Linked DNA regions of Homo sapiens: region 1 is linked to region 2. Evidence: chromatin loops called from intact Hi-C (ENCODE). Cell type or tissue: HCT116. All regions are shown on one strand.

Region 1 (8,000 bases), 200 kb after region 2:
CGCCTTGGCCTCCCAAAGTGTTGGGCTTACAGGCGTAAGCCATTGCTCCTCATCTTTCTGAGCCATTTAAGAATTACAGACATCATATTCTTTTACCCCTAAATATTTTAGTATGTCTTTCCTAGGAACATAAACATTCTTTTACATAACCACAGCACAATGACCAAAATCAATTTATTTAGTCATTTGTTCATATCCGCAACACACATGAAATAGCTCCAGAATTTTTTCATTTGATCAAATATCTTGTGTGGCTTTTAGGCATCTTTTATAACTCTCCTTACACAGATTTTGCACATTTTGCGCTAAATTTATACTTAATTTTTTTTGTTGCTGTTATAAATGGGATTTTCTCCACCATCGTGTCTTCTAAATGTTATAATGTGTGTATATGAGAGCTATTGATTTCTATATGTTCATTTTATAACTTGCTACCTTACTGATATGGTTTGTCTCTGTGTCCCCACCCAAATCTCACCTTGAATTGTAATAATCTTCATGTGTCAAGGGCCAGACCAGGTGGAGATAATTGAATCACTGGCGTGGTTTCTGCCATAGTGTTCTCGTGATAGTGAGTTCTCATTAGATCTGTTTTTTTTTTTTTTTTTTTGAGACAGTCTCGCTCTGTCATCCAGGCTGGAGTGCAGTGGTGAAATCTAGGCTCACTGCAACCTCCGCCTCCCAGGTTTAAGCGATTCTCCTGCCTCAACCTCCTAAGTAGCTGGGACTACAGGTGCGTGCCACCACACCCAGCTAATTTTTGTATTTTTAATAGAGACAGGGTTTCACTATGTTGGCCAGGCTGATCTCAAACTCTTGACCTCGTGATTTGCCCGCCTCAGCCTCCAAAGTGCTGGGATTACAGGCGTGAGCCACCGCGCCTGGCAGATATGATGGTTTTGTAAGGGGCTTCCCCCTTTGCTCAGCACTCATTCTCTCTCCTGCTGCCCTGTGAAGAGGTGCCTTCCACCAGGATAGTAAGTTGCCTGAGGCCTCTGCAGCCATGCAGAACTGTGAGTCAATTAAACCTCTTTTCTTTATAAATTACCCAGTCTTGGGTATCTCTTGATAGCAGTGTGAAAACGGACTAATACACTAACCAAAATTTTTCTGTGGTTTGTTAGTCTTATTGTTGACTCTCAAGGGCTTTCCAGGTATTCTCTCTTGTCATTTGCAAGTCGAAGTAGTTTTATGACTTTTTAAAATTCTTAAAAAATAATTTTTTAATTCTTATATATTTTTTCTAATTTATAAGCCTCTTAGGATTTCTGTTGTCTAACTTCATTAGCTGATACCTTTGGTGTAATGTCAAAAAATCATAGGTAGTGTGAACATCGTTGCCTTGTTTTCTTCAATCAGCTCTTAAAAGACCATGTATATAAAAAGTATTTCGAAGGACAGAAATAACTCTAGTGTTAGACATTTCTGGACATTTAGCTGGCAAGATGAGATTATGGCCCCTCTTATGCCTAGTAACCAGAATAACAAACAAATGAAACTTCAGCAAAAAAGGGTAAAAGTACAAATGTGATTTTATAGTAGTTCATTAAAAACATTGAGCTGGACCTCAGTTCTATCTTTTTTCTTTAAAGGATTGCTAACTAATAATTTTGCTCTTTACTCAGTCATTCATCTATGACTTATAGAATGCCTATAATATTCCAGACATTATCTTAGGTTCTTTCTCATTTTTTACTATACCCATGTGAAATAGGTATTAGCTTCATTTCATAAAAGGACATTGGAGTTTGGAGTGGTTAAATGACTTACCCAAAGTCACACAGTTAGTAAGCGTAGACTGATTTTGAATCTGGGTCTCCTAGTTTGAATTAATAAGTGCTCAATAATAAATAATAACTAAAGGTTATTTAGTGTTTACTGTTTTACATACTTCATTTATATCGATTGGTTTAATACAACCACCAAATGGCATTTTCATCTTTATTGTCTGTTTTTTATAGATGAGAAAACTGATAGCACAAGTAGCTTGCCAAAGATCACAAGCAATAAAGCTGAAATTGTCTTCAGATCCCATGATTAAGAAACCAATCACTACACTATAAACCAATCACTACACTATTCTTCTTTCAAAGAAACGAAGGAAGTTCTAGGATCATGAGAGATGGAGAGTATTCAATCTCCTGAATGTAAATCTACCAGCATTACTTACCAAGTTTAAGTTTTTCTGTTGTTACTTGAGGCAGTGGGTGATTATGCAATTGGTAAAGGGAATGAAAAGGCCTTTGCACCCAAGAAAGTAGAAGAAAGGCGCCTGAATCTCTTTATGATAGGTGGTATGTTAAATCTAGGTATTTTCGTATTTCAACATATTCCACTTCTTGCAAAAGCTGCAAAATGCAACACAACTTTAAATGTAAACATAGCTTCCAAGGGCACAGTGCTGAACATATAATAACCTGTGTGTGCACACCCACACTAGGTTATGTAACAGGACTGTAAACACTGGTCCTGGAATGGCCTGGGAGGTCATCTAGGTCCTCCACCATCTTTCTGCAGAGTACTGAGGCCTAGCGACGTTAAGTCTGCAAACTCACAAAGATGACCCCGGGCTTATACTACCTTAGGTTACCTACTACCTTTGCTTGCATTTCCTCTCTCCTTTCCTGTCTGTTTGTGCAAAAGAAAAAAGGCCTGGCTTCGCCTTCTTGGGAGCCAAAACACAACCAAACAGAGAGCGAGTTTGGAGCCCGGCCAGGCATCTTGTGAACTGCACACAAAATAACTAGCCCAAGGTCAGAGAGCGCGCCAGGCCCGCCCTGAAAGTTTCTCCGCAGGAAAATCCACCGCCCTTTCCCAACCACCCGCGTGGGTGGCTCGGAAATCCGCCACCCTGGGGACACAGCTCCCTGCCCATCTCTGTGGCCCGCTTGTGCCCCGTGCCGCTGGGCCGACTAAGAGCCTCGGGCTCGCACCTCCCAGTACAACCTAGGGACGTCAGGGGTCCTGGGACCCACGAGCCGCTCTCTGCCGGCCGGCTCCTGGCCCCTCCTAGCAGACCCAACCGACATCCTTCACCCTCAGTTAGTGCGCAGGAGGGACCGGGACGCCAGCCGACTGCGCTCCAGAACTATTCCCATTGGGCCAGAGAATGAGTGACGCACTAGGCCCCGCCCCGGCCCGGTGGGTTACTCCTTTCATGCCCGGCCCCCATCCCTAGCCCCGCCCCGGCGCCCCGGGCCGCGGCCGCCTCCGCGTCCGCGTCGTCGTCTGTGCTCCCGGCGCTGACGTGTCTGGGCGGTCGGCTTCCACTCCTTCAGGCGTCGGCAGCCACTAGTCGTGGCGAGAGGGGCGGGGTGGCCGGGGCTGGCGCTCCACTTGGCCCCCGCTCCCGGCCCGCCCCGCCGCCGCGGCCCCCCGGATGAGGGTATATATTCGGAGCGAGCGCGGGACGCCGATGAGTGGCCGCGCGGAAGGAGCTGGAGACGGTCGTAGCTGCGGTCGCGCCGAGAAAGGTGAGGGGCTCCCAGCCCAGCGAGGAGACGGCGGGGCTCGGGACCCGGGCGGGCGGAGGGCCTGGCCCCACCGCACACACGGCCACGCGCTCAGACGTGGACACGCGTCGCACGAACGTGCACAGCGCGGGCAGCCGAGCACACGCCGAGGAGCCTCCCGCTCGCCCGCAGACACACACCCCAGCCCGTGCGCCCCGCAGTCGCACCCCATCCTCCGCCACCCCGCGAGAGGGTGTGTGGGCTGGGCAGCCGGGTGGATGGCGGGGCCAGGGATGGAATGAGCGCGCCCCAGATGGACTGGGGGCGTTGTGGGAGGAGGTCTGGGCCAGTGTCTGAGTCCGAGGGGGTCGTGTAGGCGTGTGGGGTTGGGAGTGGGGCCTCTCCCGGGTGGGCAGTAGAGACCTCGAGGCTCTCAGGCTAGGGCCTTGTGGACAGTTATACCAAGTGTGGGGGCCTGTAGTGGGACAGGAGATCGTTGGCACTGTCAGGTGGAAGCGAGTTGGTGTGTCTTGAATATATGAGGAAAAGATTTGAGAGGTCTGACAAAGACAGGGGATACATTTGGAGGACAGGACAGTGGGACAAAACCTGTTTGCTTGCCACTTTTTTCTTTCTTTTTTTTGGTTTGGTTTGCCATGATACTGGTAGTGAGAGAGAATTGAAATTTCTGGGTTTCCCCTCTCTTGGCCAAGCAGAAGGATGGTATTGGAGGGCTGAGCACACGTATGCTGAACATATGGCTGCTTGAACTTTGGCCTGTCGCTGTGCTACACTTACTTCTACATGGTTTATGAAATCTGAAATCAGGTAATAGGATTATGATCATATGTGTGTGTCATTTGGTATTGCAAAAGTTTAAGGACTTTTAGGTGAAATTCACTGGGTGTGGATCCAAGAGTTCGCCGGAAACTCAAGGCAGTTGTCTATTCCTTCACGGTTAGTCAGTTGGCTCACTTAGCTGGAGCAAAGAAAGACTTCATAGGCTGTGCTGCCAAGCATTTATAGGATTCAGTTGGTGGTTATGTCTCAACTCTGATACTGTTTTTCAAAAGCTTTAAGAGGTTTACTTATTCATTTCGAGGGCATACGTATACCAGCAGAGATAGGGGCTGGGTGGGGGAAGCCAGAAAAGGAGGGAGAAATACTGGATTTCTTTAATACTGGTATTTAAATTCTAATAAAAATATATTTGATAATGGTAGATTATTACCAAATTTTTCATATATTTTGATGCAGATGGATTAGGCTGTGGGCATGTACCAAGTTTTGTCATAATTTCTCGAGCAGATTTTCAACTTTTTCAGATTTCGGTTGTCAAAATAAAAATCCATATCTTTTAACTCTTCTGTTAATTGCTGCTTACCATTACACGTGCCTCTAAACATCGTTAATGGGAAACATGCTACTATTTTTGTGGCATGAAGGTGCTTATATCTGCCTCAAATAAATATAATAGATGAATTGTGCTTGTCCAAAACTCAAGTATGGTCGTTACATTATGAACATTATACAACATGTAGATGAACACATGTTACCAGTGGTTTACGCCCAGATATCAAAGTTTAACCTATGAGGTACCCTTTTTTTTTTTATTTTTATTTTTTGAGACGGAGAGTCTCACTCTGTCGCCAGGCTGGAGTTCAGTGGCGTGATGTCGGCTTACTACAACCTCCGCCTCCCCGGTTCAGGCGATTCTCCTGCCTCAGCCTCCTGAGTAGCTGGGACTACAGGCGCGTGCCACCATGCCCAGCTAATTTTTGTATTTTTAGTGGAGATGGGGTTTCACCATGTTGGCCAGAATGGTCTCCATCTCTTGACCTCATGATCCGCCCGCCTCGGCCTCCCAAAGTACTGGAATTACAGGCGTGAGCCACCGCGCCCGGCCCTATGAGGTATCTTATTTGCATGGATTCATTTTCCCAAGTGTCTGAAGGTGGAGGAGTATCTAATGATCTTTTAGGAAAAGTTTGGTTTATATCTTAAAATGTTATAGTAATATGTTTGTGTATGCCTTTTATCAGACAGAGCACTCTTTACTCTTGACTATCTTGAAGGCATGTGAGAAAGGTTGGTTGTCTTATATTCATGAGGAAATCTATGCACAGGGAGGTAAAATGATTGCATAGAATCAAATGATAGAGAAGGACCAAGAACAGGGACTTCCTATTCTTTGGTTATCTGGTTCCTTGCTGATCTTCCTACTACAATGTACTCCCTTAAATCAGAGGCAAAGCAGCAGCATAAATAAGGTCTTGGGAAAGACTACATTCCTTGGAAAATAATTTAATATAAATCTGTTCCTCTCAAGTGTCTTTTTTAATGTGATTTTTTAAAATTAAAAAATAATAGCATCATGACTCTTGAAACCTATATAAATCAATAGGAATGCCTTTTAATACCATAATGAACATTGAAAGCTGAGTGTTGTTATTACCACCTCAGGGAACACACAGATGTAGGTTCTCTAGACCTGAGCTTGTAAATGGAGTTTGATGTTTAATGATCCTGGTGAGGTAGATACTATTATTAATCTCATTTTACAGATAAGGTAACCGAGGCATGGGGAAATTAAGTGGCTCAGCTTAGCCTAGAATTGTGCTCTGAACTACCATGTGTATTACTTTTCACTGTTCTTATAGGAAGAGAAGATAAGTGTCTTTAGAACCTACTTTTAACCTCTGTCTCTCACATCGAAGCAATTATAATGCAGTGATGATTCTTTACAGTGACCCTCAAATTTATTCCTTTCACTCTCATTTTCTCTGCCACTAATCTGGTTCAGACCTTTGGTATTTCATACCTGCAGTTGTCTTTTAACTTCTTTTCCTGCTTCTAGTTGTCCCTCCTTACAATCTATTGTATCCATTGCTCCTTTCTCTCATCTCTTTAAAGCATGGTAACACTGCCCTGTTTGAGAATCTACTGTTCGCTTTCTATTACTTATTCTCTGAAGTCTAAATTCTTTTGGTTAGTTTTCAGGCTTTTCATGATCTAGCCCTACCCCAGGCCATTTTATATCATTTGTCATACGTTAACCTTCTTACTGCTTTCCATCCCACACGTGCTTGCTCATCATGGCCACCAGGCTCTGCTTGTTTCCTAATCTTTTATTTTTTTGAGATAGAATTTCCTGTTGCTGAGGCTGGAGTGACATGATTACGCCTCATTGTAGCCTCGACCTTCCGAATTCAGGTGTTCCTCCCACCTCAGCCTTCCAAGTAGCTGGGACTACAGGCATATGTTACCACATCTGGCTAATTTTTGTGTTTTTTGTAGGGGTGGGGTTTTGCCATGTTGCCCAGGTTGGTCTTGAACTCCTGAGCCCAGGCCTGTGCTGGGATTACAGGTGTGAGCTACCATGCCTGGCCTCTAATCTTATCTATGTAGTCTGCCCAACCCTTAACACATGGCTAGATTGTGCCTGTTTGTGAACTTTCTAGACAGCACCTATCTCCTGTTGCATTTGTCTGTATTGGGCAAGTAGATTAAATATTTCCCCATTTTCTTATTTTTTAGCACTATGAAGTTTAACATTTTACTATATTATCACAGAATATAGCTCTTTAGAAAACATTTGTCTTATTCACTGATTGTTATATGTGTATTGCTTGTCTCTTTAAGGAGGATCCAAGTTTTTAATGAGTAGAGAAAATAGATGTGTTATTGCTTCTTTGCAGAAGTTGCTAATGAAATGAAATGTATTTTTCCTTATTATAGGTTGTTCTGTCTTCCTGAATATTTCATTATACTGACTACAACAACACATGATAGTATTTCTATCATTAGAGATACAAGGAAAACATTTAAATATTAAGCAGTCAGGTGTTCTTTCAGTGGTAGCTTAGTGGTCAGAGGACTAATACAGAGACAACTAAGTGTGGTAGAGAGTGTGAACCATGTCATCAGGCTGCCTGGGTTCCTGTCCCAGCTCCACTCACTGGTTAGGTTACTTAGCCTCTCTGCCTGTCTTCTCAGCTGTAAAAGAGTGGTAATAATAGTGCCTATGCCATAGTGTTGTTGAAAATTAAACAAGACCATGAAGGTAAAGTACTTAGAAGTGCCTGGTACATATTATTGTCTTACAGGTTTGATCTCTTACAAATATTGAGTGATGGAAAAGCAGAAGTTAATTTTTTTAACATCGTTTTGAAATATTCTTATTTTTAGAGGGGAAAAAAGCCCTCAATTTTGGAGGTTGGATTTTGACATGCCATTAATTACTTTTCTCTTTTAGGTTTACAGGTACATACATTACACCCCTATTTCTACAAAGCTTGGCTATTAGAGCATTATGAACATTAATGACCTCAAACTCACGTTGTCCAAAGCTGGGCAAGAGCACCTACTACGTTTCTGGAATGAGCTTGAAGAAGCCCAACAGGTAGAACTTTATGCAGAGCTCCAGGCCATGAACTTTGAGGAGCTGAACTTCTTTTTCCAAAAGGCCATTGAAGGTTTTAACCAGTCTTCTCACCAAAAGAATGTGGATGCACGAATGGAACCTGTGCCTCGAGAGGTATTAGGCAG
Region 2 (8,000 bases):
TAGAAAGCAGGCTGCTCCCTGTGCTCCCCGCCTACTGGCTGACCAAGGGGCAGAAGAGCTTCCCCTTCCCTGCCCCCACTAGCTGCAGTCAGAACCATCTTTTCTGTTAAACGCCTTTGCAGCCCTCCACAGGACTGTCTCCTCAGCTCCTGGAGTAGCCAGGAAGAAAACCAAGCCCACTGTTTACTTTCTAAATGCCAGGCTTGTTTCCCTTGATGACTTGTGTAGGTTTGCATAGGAAAACTTCTTAGAACAATTTGTTCTACAAGGCAAGCACTCAAATGGCCAAGGCCTGGTTGCCTGGGCTAGCTTCAGCACTGGGGCATCAGCTCTGTGTCTCCTGCTTTACATCCACCTGTTCCATTTTATAATTGGTGCGTGGTCTCTGAAAACTCATGAGAAATCTTATTTAAAGACGGCAGTAATTAACCTAATTGCAAATATAGAAAATGAAAATATTTCCTATGAAATGCCCAGGAGTTGTCAGATGTTTTTACAGAATCCCAGAAATAGGATCAAGGAAGGAAGATAAGTAGGAAATAGCAGGGCTTTCATACATTGGTATTAAGCAGTATGCTGTGCCTGTGGTTAAATATTAAGTAAAGACATGGCCATTGTCTTCAGTGGAAAGGAAGAAATGTGGGAAGTAGAAAAATTAGATAAGGAAGCATGGAAAAGCAGCCACCCCATCTCTCTCCTCCTCCCCGTGCCACTTCCTGCAGGCGTCTTCCTGGCTTCTGCTGTTGGTGAGAGGATCAGGCTCTGAGGGCTGGGAGATTGATACTGTGTTAAAATGCAGCCTCACATCTCCCTGCCTTATTCCTCAGTCATGGAACCCTACCTGTCCATCTAACTGAGCTTCTAATTCTGTAGTTAAAGAAACATGGCCCAGAGAGTGAGGGGATTTGCTTCTTGTCCAGCAGTTTATTGGAGGCCCAACCTCCTCATTTCTGGACCCCCGGGCCAGGGCCCTTTCCCTTGACTGCTTCCGTTCCTGAGCTGCGATGACATGGAGATGATCAGCATCCCCTTCTTCCAGTGTACCTTGTCAATATATTCCTGTGAACCTGGCAAAACTTTTACATCCAGGCTTGAGGAAGTATTGCCTTTTTTTCTGGACTTTGAAAAGATACTAAGATGAGAACATCTTACTGGGCTGGAAATGCACTTTAACGTACTTGAGTGAAAAGATGTGTGAAAATGTTACAAAGCCAGTGGCATCCCTAGGCTCAACATGCCTGAAAGCTAAAGTATTAGGAAAGGAGGACTTTGTTCTCGGTGTTTTCATTCTCTTCCCTCCCTCCCCTGTTGTTCCTGCAGGCCGCCAGCTCACTGGAGCCGAGAGGGCCTCCACGGCCACTGCAGAGGAGACTGACATCGATGCGGTGGAGGTCCCACTTCCAGGGAATGATGTCCTGGAATTCAGCCGAGGTGTGACTGATCTAGATGCTGTAGGGAAGGAAGGAGGCTCTCACACAGGCTCCAAGGTAGGCAAGAGATGGCCCATCTGTGTGATCTGCACACGTGTGCCCTCAGGTCATCAGTCACTTCCTAGCCCCTGCCAGCTCAGCTTCCGAGTGAGGCACTCCATGGCACAGTGGCGGTGCCAGAGCGCACTTCATTGCCTTTCAGAAGGTCTGACTTCCAGAGGGTCTGAACACTAGATGCTGCTGCAGGCCAGGATGCTGTGGAGCTGATTCCTGACACACATCGCCCTCCCCAAATCCCACCAATATTTGGTCTCCTACTCCCTGGCACCCTCTTCCCTTAACAGCATCTCATCTTTGCACAGTATTTTGCAAGGCTCACTCTGGCACACACACACACAGACTCCCCTGTGACTTAGCTAGTAGAGCAAAGTCAGTTTGGGCCCGCTCTGCCTGCAGTAGCGGTGGTATACCGTTGGTAATTCCTGTGGATAGCACTTTGGAGTCTGGAAGTTGGCCCACTGGATGTCAGAAACTGAGAGACCACCTTAGTCTTCATCAGCTCTAACCTAACATCATATAGGTGAGATGACTGTGGCATCTGGGGGTTCCTAATGTGATCCAATTAAGAAACTAAGAACTTGAGATCAAATTCCAACCTGAAGCCAAAGCTAATTAAAAATGTTTTAAACCCAGAAGCAAAATTACTGACCAATAGCTCTACCCTTAGATTCCCAGGCGGTTTATATCAGGGCACCTCTCTCTCTTTAACATTCATATCTTATCTCACATGGAGGTTTGGAGGGCAGTTCAGTTCTAAACTAGCTGCCTGACGTTTCCTTTGGAACCAGTTTATCCTCTACAAGTGGAAACAGCCCTGTGTCACTGGGGGCCTTCCTTGTGTATGTCTGAAGAAGTCCCCACAGCAGAACTGCCAGAAACAAAATGTCTTTCCCTGCCATGGAATTCTATGAATCGTAGAAGCCATCTTGGTAAAAATGTCCACAGGAGAGGGAGACAGAAGGAAAGGAGGGAAGGACACAGGAACTTCTTTCATCTAAGAGGATCTCTCCAGATCATTATATATTTTAGGATCCAAACTTCTTTGCCGATGGTTCTCACCAGAGGCAGTGGAGGGCAGGAGGTAGCCCCCTCACATGGCCCCTTCCTCCAGGACCCAGCTCCACGCTTCTCCCAACAAGGGAGAAGGAACATCTCAGACCCTGGAGGAGGGAGCCCTAAGGACACAGCAGAGTAGAGGATTGAAGCTGGGTCCTTCCTGTTATCATGGTAGGGTGGATGGAAGCTACGTTTTCCTAAAATAGATTCTTCTAAGTCTAGAACCTCAAGGAACTCAGTGACAGGGTATCATTGGAAGTGGTGGGCAAGAGATGGAGCAGTATCAGCCATCAGTCTCCCATCGGGGTCAGTTACCGAGGTGTCCCCCTAGTCCCCCTACGATTTTCTGACTGTGTGGTATCAGCCCAGGCAGCTACACCATTTCCTTTCTGGGCCTCTACTCCCATTTCCATTGAAGATATAGTGCTGTCAGCTTATGGGTTGTAAGTGTGCCAATTTGCTCCTCCTGAGTGCATGCCAAAGAGAGGGAGGCCCCTCAAGATGGCTCCTGCCACATGTCATGTCCTGTCTTCTCCTTCTCCTCCAGGTTTCGCACCCCCAGGAGCCCATGCTGACAGCCTCACCCAGGATGCTGCTCCCTTCTTCTTCCTCGAAGCCTCCAGGCCTGGGCACAGAGACACCGCTGTCCACTCACCACCAGATGCAGCTCCTCCAGCAGCTCCTCCAGCAGCAGCAGCAGCAGACACAAGTGGCTGTGGCCCAGGTTCTCCTCAGCCTCCTCCCTACTTCGCAGGCTCCACTCTCATGGGCTTGATGCACCTTCCCTAGCGAGGGGCTCAGGGCAGGTTTAAAATCTAGGGAGTCATAAGGAATCGCTCATGCTATTGGATCATTGCTTGTTGGGGAGTGGGGGCAGCGGGAGGGGGATAGATGGGGGATGCAGTTGAAATGGAGAGGCACATTTTGGTTTCCCATGTATCCCCTGCTCTGAGCTGGGCTTGGCTGGCTTGGCTGAATGTTGTTAATGACTTGAACTGACCAAGGGAAAAGATGCACACAATTCCACCCTTCCTTTCCTGCCTTACTTTCCTGATATTTGGGGTGGAAAGTGATGCCTTTGGAGTCAGAACAGTTGTGGCTTTATGATACCACTCTTAAAACAGCTTAAAGTATGAATTTGTGCCAAACACTGTTGTAAAAAGATTACTACCCTAGCATCCCAGTCTCCGTGTCTATAACAGGTTTCCCAGCCTTCATTACGATCTACTTATTCCAGGCAGTATTTGATTGGAATTCATTATTGTAGGATTTAACTTACAGGAATTTAGGTGTATTATTTGAGCCATAATGAAAAGAATTGGCTTAGATCTCAGAATCAAGGTGGTGTTTGTACCCCAAAAAACTTGTTCGGGGGCTGCTACATTATAGGGGAGGGTGAGCTGATTTCCCTTGCTGCTTTCAGCAGGGATTCTTCTTGTTTGCTTTCTATAGAGGGCGCTGTAGTCCACATCTTTCTTGGGAAGTCTGAGCTCCCTCTCTACCACCAGCACTCAGGGAATGGTGAAGACATTCATTCATACCCAAGGCTGAATCCTGAGGCGAGAGGCAGGGTCAGGGCCTGATGAGTGCATGAAGATCTTAGGAGACGGGGCAGTTGGGGCTTGGAAGAATTGGTAAAGGATCTGGAAAGGCAGCCTGCATCAACATTCTAAATCTGCTTGACCAGACTGTTGACCACTTAGGTTTTCTGCATTCTAGAATGGCGGGGAGCAGACTTCTCCAGGGAGCACTTATTGCTCTCTGTTATGTCTTCTGCTTACTCTTGTCCTGGCTCTTGAGTGGACTGAATCATCCAGCCAGAGATATCCTTTCCACCTTTCCACCTTGAGGAGGCATCCGGCGTCCTGGCCATAACAGGATCTGCTATGACTCAGGGTTTGAAGAAGACCTTCTTGTAACACGGTCTCTCCTGACCTGGGCCTGAGATGCAAGGCTCATGGATGACTTTTGCAGCCAGGTTTCAGGAGAGTAGAGTCAATGGGACACAGCTCTCAAGTTATCGGAGTCTTTTTAAAAAGTCTTACCATGAAACAAAAGGATATCTCGTGATGCTAGGAGGATTTGCAGGTGTTCCCAAAACAGCAACAGAGAGGGGGAATGTCATTAATGGCTTCTTATATTTGGAGAAAAAAAATCATTTCTCTTTGTCAAATAAAAGAATCCATCTCCTGTAGTTAATGATGGCACAGCAGTCTGAGAATCCCCTCCCTAGTGTGACAGTTGACAGGAGCACAAAGACTAAGCACTGCAGCACGGGTCCATTCTCAGACTCATTTCATTTCCACAAGTTTCCCATTGAATACAGAACATAATACTTTTATTTTGCAGCGTATCAATTGCCAAGTAATTATTATTTATCTAAGAGTGGGCTTGATGCATATTCATGATATGATTTTATCAGGGAGGCATTTGAATTCGAAGTCACTGCTAAGTACTAGAGAGAAACTATTTGCAAATGTGTAATCCACACAATAGTGTTGTGGCGGTGGAAGGAAGCATTCAATCTCCAAAGCAACAAGACATGTAACTTATCACAGGTCTACTACAGTCAGGATGAAACCTTAAGAGTAGTTTTCTGGTATAGAATCAATTGTCAGTCTCCATGGGAAATCCTGCCCTGGCCCTGTTTTAATTGTGTCTCTCCTAGAAGACAATGAATCTAGGGGAAGGAAAGGGTGTGGTATTAGAGATTTGCTTCATGAGCCTCTCTCGGTTCCACATGTCCACAGGCTGAGCACCCTTAGCCTCTCACTCACTTGGAATCTGTTGAATATAGTTGCCCTGCTTGACTCTCAATACAAGCAGTGTGGTGATCAAAAGGCCACCATACTGCATCTGTGTCCCACATTTGTGAGATGACTTTAGGGAGAGTCTTAGGCTTCCAAAATCATCAGATAGGACGTTGGGGTCATCTGATAGGTTCTTGAACATACTCCTGTACCTCTGTCTGCCATGCCCATCTGTCTCTGACTACCTTCTTTCTGTTCGCATCTTGCTTTTGCTGTCCAGGACCACAGCAGGGATATTGTACATTTCAGCTGGCTTTCAGCTCTCCTGTCCTGCAGACGGATTCGGTCCTAAACTGACCTTCAGTTAGAGGTTTCTCCGCACACTGTTCATTCTTCCACTTTCTTTGTAGTGTTTAATTCAAGGGCTTTTTTACTAGTGTCTATATCCTTGGGTAAAAACAATTACGTAAGATGTAGCTGGATTAATAGGTGGGTCTTCTTGGCATCTTTCACACATTTGAAATAGACCAAGTATAGCAAGCTTGGTTTCTCTACGCGGGGGGGGGCTGATTTCAGTTTCCAGCACGAGGTCAGCTCTTACTTGTTCTGTCAGACTCTATTGCCACCAAACTGCAAGGCTTCTGTCTGTCTTTATTAAACTACCAGCAGTCCCCAGAATTCCAGTGAGTAAAACTATGACCTCAGCCTTTCAGGTGGGAATAGTTTCCTTCTCTCGGAGAGCATCCAAATCCTCCTATGTTGTTCCTGGATAAAAATCTAAGGATAAAGACAGTTTCTTGCAGACAAGTGTACCCTTGATGTCACTTGTTGCACTATTTATGTCGTCCCCCCCCCACCACCCCCATTTCTTCCCACAGACTAGTCTAGTTCTGCTGTTGCCATGGGGACCAGGCTTAGGTTTCCTTCACAGTGTCCTGATTTGGTCTAAGACCGCAAGACCTCTCCCAGCCTCACCCTAAATTGGTTCTGAGCTGGTCTCAAAGGGGCCCGCCCTGACCTTAAAGGTATATGGGCAAAGGTGGTATTCAACCAACTCTTAAGTATTTCCGGGTTAGACCTCAGTGGGTAAGTAGTGAATACCCAAGTCCCTCTGACCGCTCTTCCGACCCAGCATGAGGCTTGCCTGGCTGCACTAGCTTCCTGCTTTTAGGTGGACCAGAAGTTCAAGGGTGTGAATGAGAGTATAGCTAAGCCTCGAAGCGAAGCTGGGATGTAGCTGGCACCTGCATGGCCATGGGCTGGGCCGACATAGTCTCAGAACTGATCTGGGCACTGTGGCTGATTGGCAAGTGTTAAGTAGGCCAGGTCTATTCACAGTTTGCCAATTCCCAGCCTTTTTCCTGAGGAAAGTGTTAGTACAGTTCAGTATTGCTATTTAAAGATTTCTCCTCTACCTGCTGCCACTTCTGTTTGTTCAGGAACAAGGAATTGGTTATTTATGCTTCGCAATCATGTATGCTGTAGTTAGAGGAACAGTGCTAACAAAACTCCGCATCCCCACCCCAGGCCCTCTATTTAGCATATGTCCCTGTGGCTTCTCCCAGTCCCCAGCACGCTGGCATGCACTGCCCAAGTCCCTGCCATGTGCATGCTGAGACAGCGGCGCCTGCCTCTGCTTCTGTGTCCAGTGTGTGGTGGGGCAAATTGCTCTGGTTCTCTCCACTGCCATTTCCATGTGCCTGCTACTCCCTAACTTCAGCCTGGCCCTGCCCTCACTTCTGATGGAGGAGCTGGAGTCCAGGCAAGTAAGCTGGAGAGTGAGGGCGCCAATGGTCTGGTGTGGCTGGGTGGGTTGAGGGTGGGTTTCAGAGTTTGGGAAAGCAGTGTAGAGCTGGAGGGTGCAGGGCTGAACTTTTGTGTGTCATGATGAGGCCAGAGTGCAGAGCTGGACATCTGAGCCCTGGCACTCGGGACGTGGCCGTAGTGTCACATCACTCTGTGCCACATCACTGACTTAGTATGTAAGTACAACATTCATTGCCAAAGACAACACAGTTCTGCAAAGGAGACACTAATTTGTACCTTTCCAGAAAGAAATATGGTCTACTTTTACAAAAGGGGCTTAATTCTTTGAAAGAAAAGCATGCTAAATACAAAAAAAAAATCCCATCTGGTGGGGAGGAGGTGGTGCTCTCTGCCCCTGTTGTATGAATGGGGAAACAAAGCACAGAGGGCTGTAGCAGACTGCCCAAACCAAGGTTTCACGTAACGCTGCCTCGTTTCAGTGCTTCAAGTTCGAGCCTACATAGTTATAAAATGCTGCACCTCAAAGTTAAAAGAAGTCCAGGCTATTTTGTCTCAGTATGGCCTGGTTTGGGTTCTCCTGCAGCACAGCCTGCCACAGCTTGAGGTTTGAGCCTTATGCCCAGTACCACTTTTGACAGCTGCAGAAGCAGAGGGCTCATTAGTGCTGGCTCAGGCAGTAGCAGCAGTGGGTGCTCACATATTCACAGGACTTGAAAATACCTGAAATAGTGTAACTGGGTTTACAGAGGTAAAACTCTTATTTAATCTGGTACAAGGAGCATTTTCTCATGGCACTTGGTGCCAATGGATCTGCGATGGGAAGCATTTGAGTCAAAGGTCTTCTTCTAGGTATTGCTGGTACTCCACCATTGAACTTGGGTACCTGCAAAAAAAGCTTTCAATTTTTTTCCTGGCTTCTGTAAGAGGGGACTTTTCC

What was found. Hi-C counts contacts between places; a loop is a spot of excess contacts. Peaks named below come from ENCODE experiments on the same cell type or tissue, not always from the same donor. Only the 100,000 strongest peaks of a DNase experiment are listed, where the experiment ranks them.
Region 1: a loop joins it to region 2, with 2.4 times the contacts of the local background. A loop is called at or near these places in 3 of 110 quality-filtered maps.

The regions. Positions count from the first base shown.
Region 1 is chr1:162,558,305-162,566,304 of GRCh38, forward strand. UAP1 (UDP-N-acetylglucosamine pyrophosphorylase 1) reads left to right here and starts at 3,418. Exons shown (of 11, transcript NM_001324116.5): 1 at 3,418-3,473; 2 at 7,708-8,000. The coding sequence starts at 7,765. It overlaps UAP1-DT (UAP1 divergent transcript), which reads right to left and starts at 3,049. Exons shown (of 3, transcript XR_426859.4): 1 at 2,934-3,049; 2 at 2,171-2,348. RefSeq lists silencers at 3,007-3,906, 7,400-7,459. In HCT116, no CTCF peak of the experiment used is centred here; a DNase peak (open chromatin) is centred at 3,167; H3K4me3 peaks cover 2,415 bases; H3K27ac peaks cover 1,308 bases.
Region 2 is chr1:162,353,867-162,361,866 of GRCh38, forward strand. NOS1AP (nitric oxide synthase 1 adaptor protein) reads left to right here. Exons shown (of 10, transcript NM_014697.3): 7 at 1,321-1,487; 8 at 3,094-3,270. Among named protein-coding and RNA genes, the nearest start is that of MIR556, 15 kb to the left of the region's middle. RefSeq lists an enhancer at 992-1,492 and a silencer at 3,881-4,103. In HCT116, CTCF peaks have their summits at 3,983 and 4,183; a DNase peak (open chromatin) is centred at 4,025.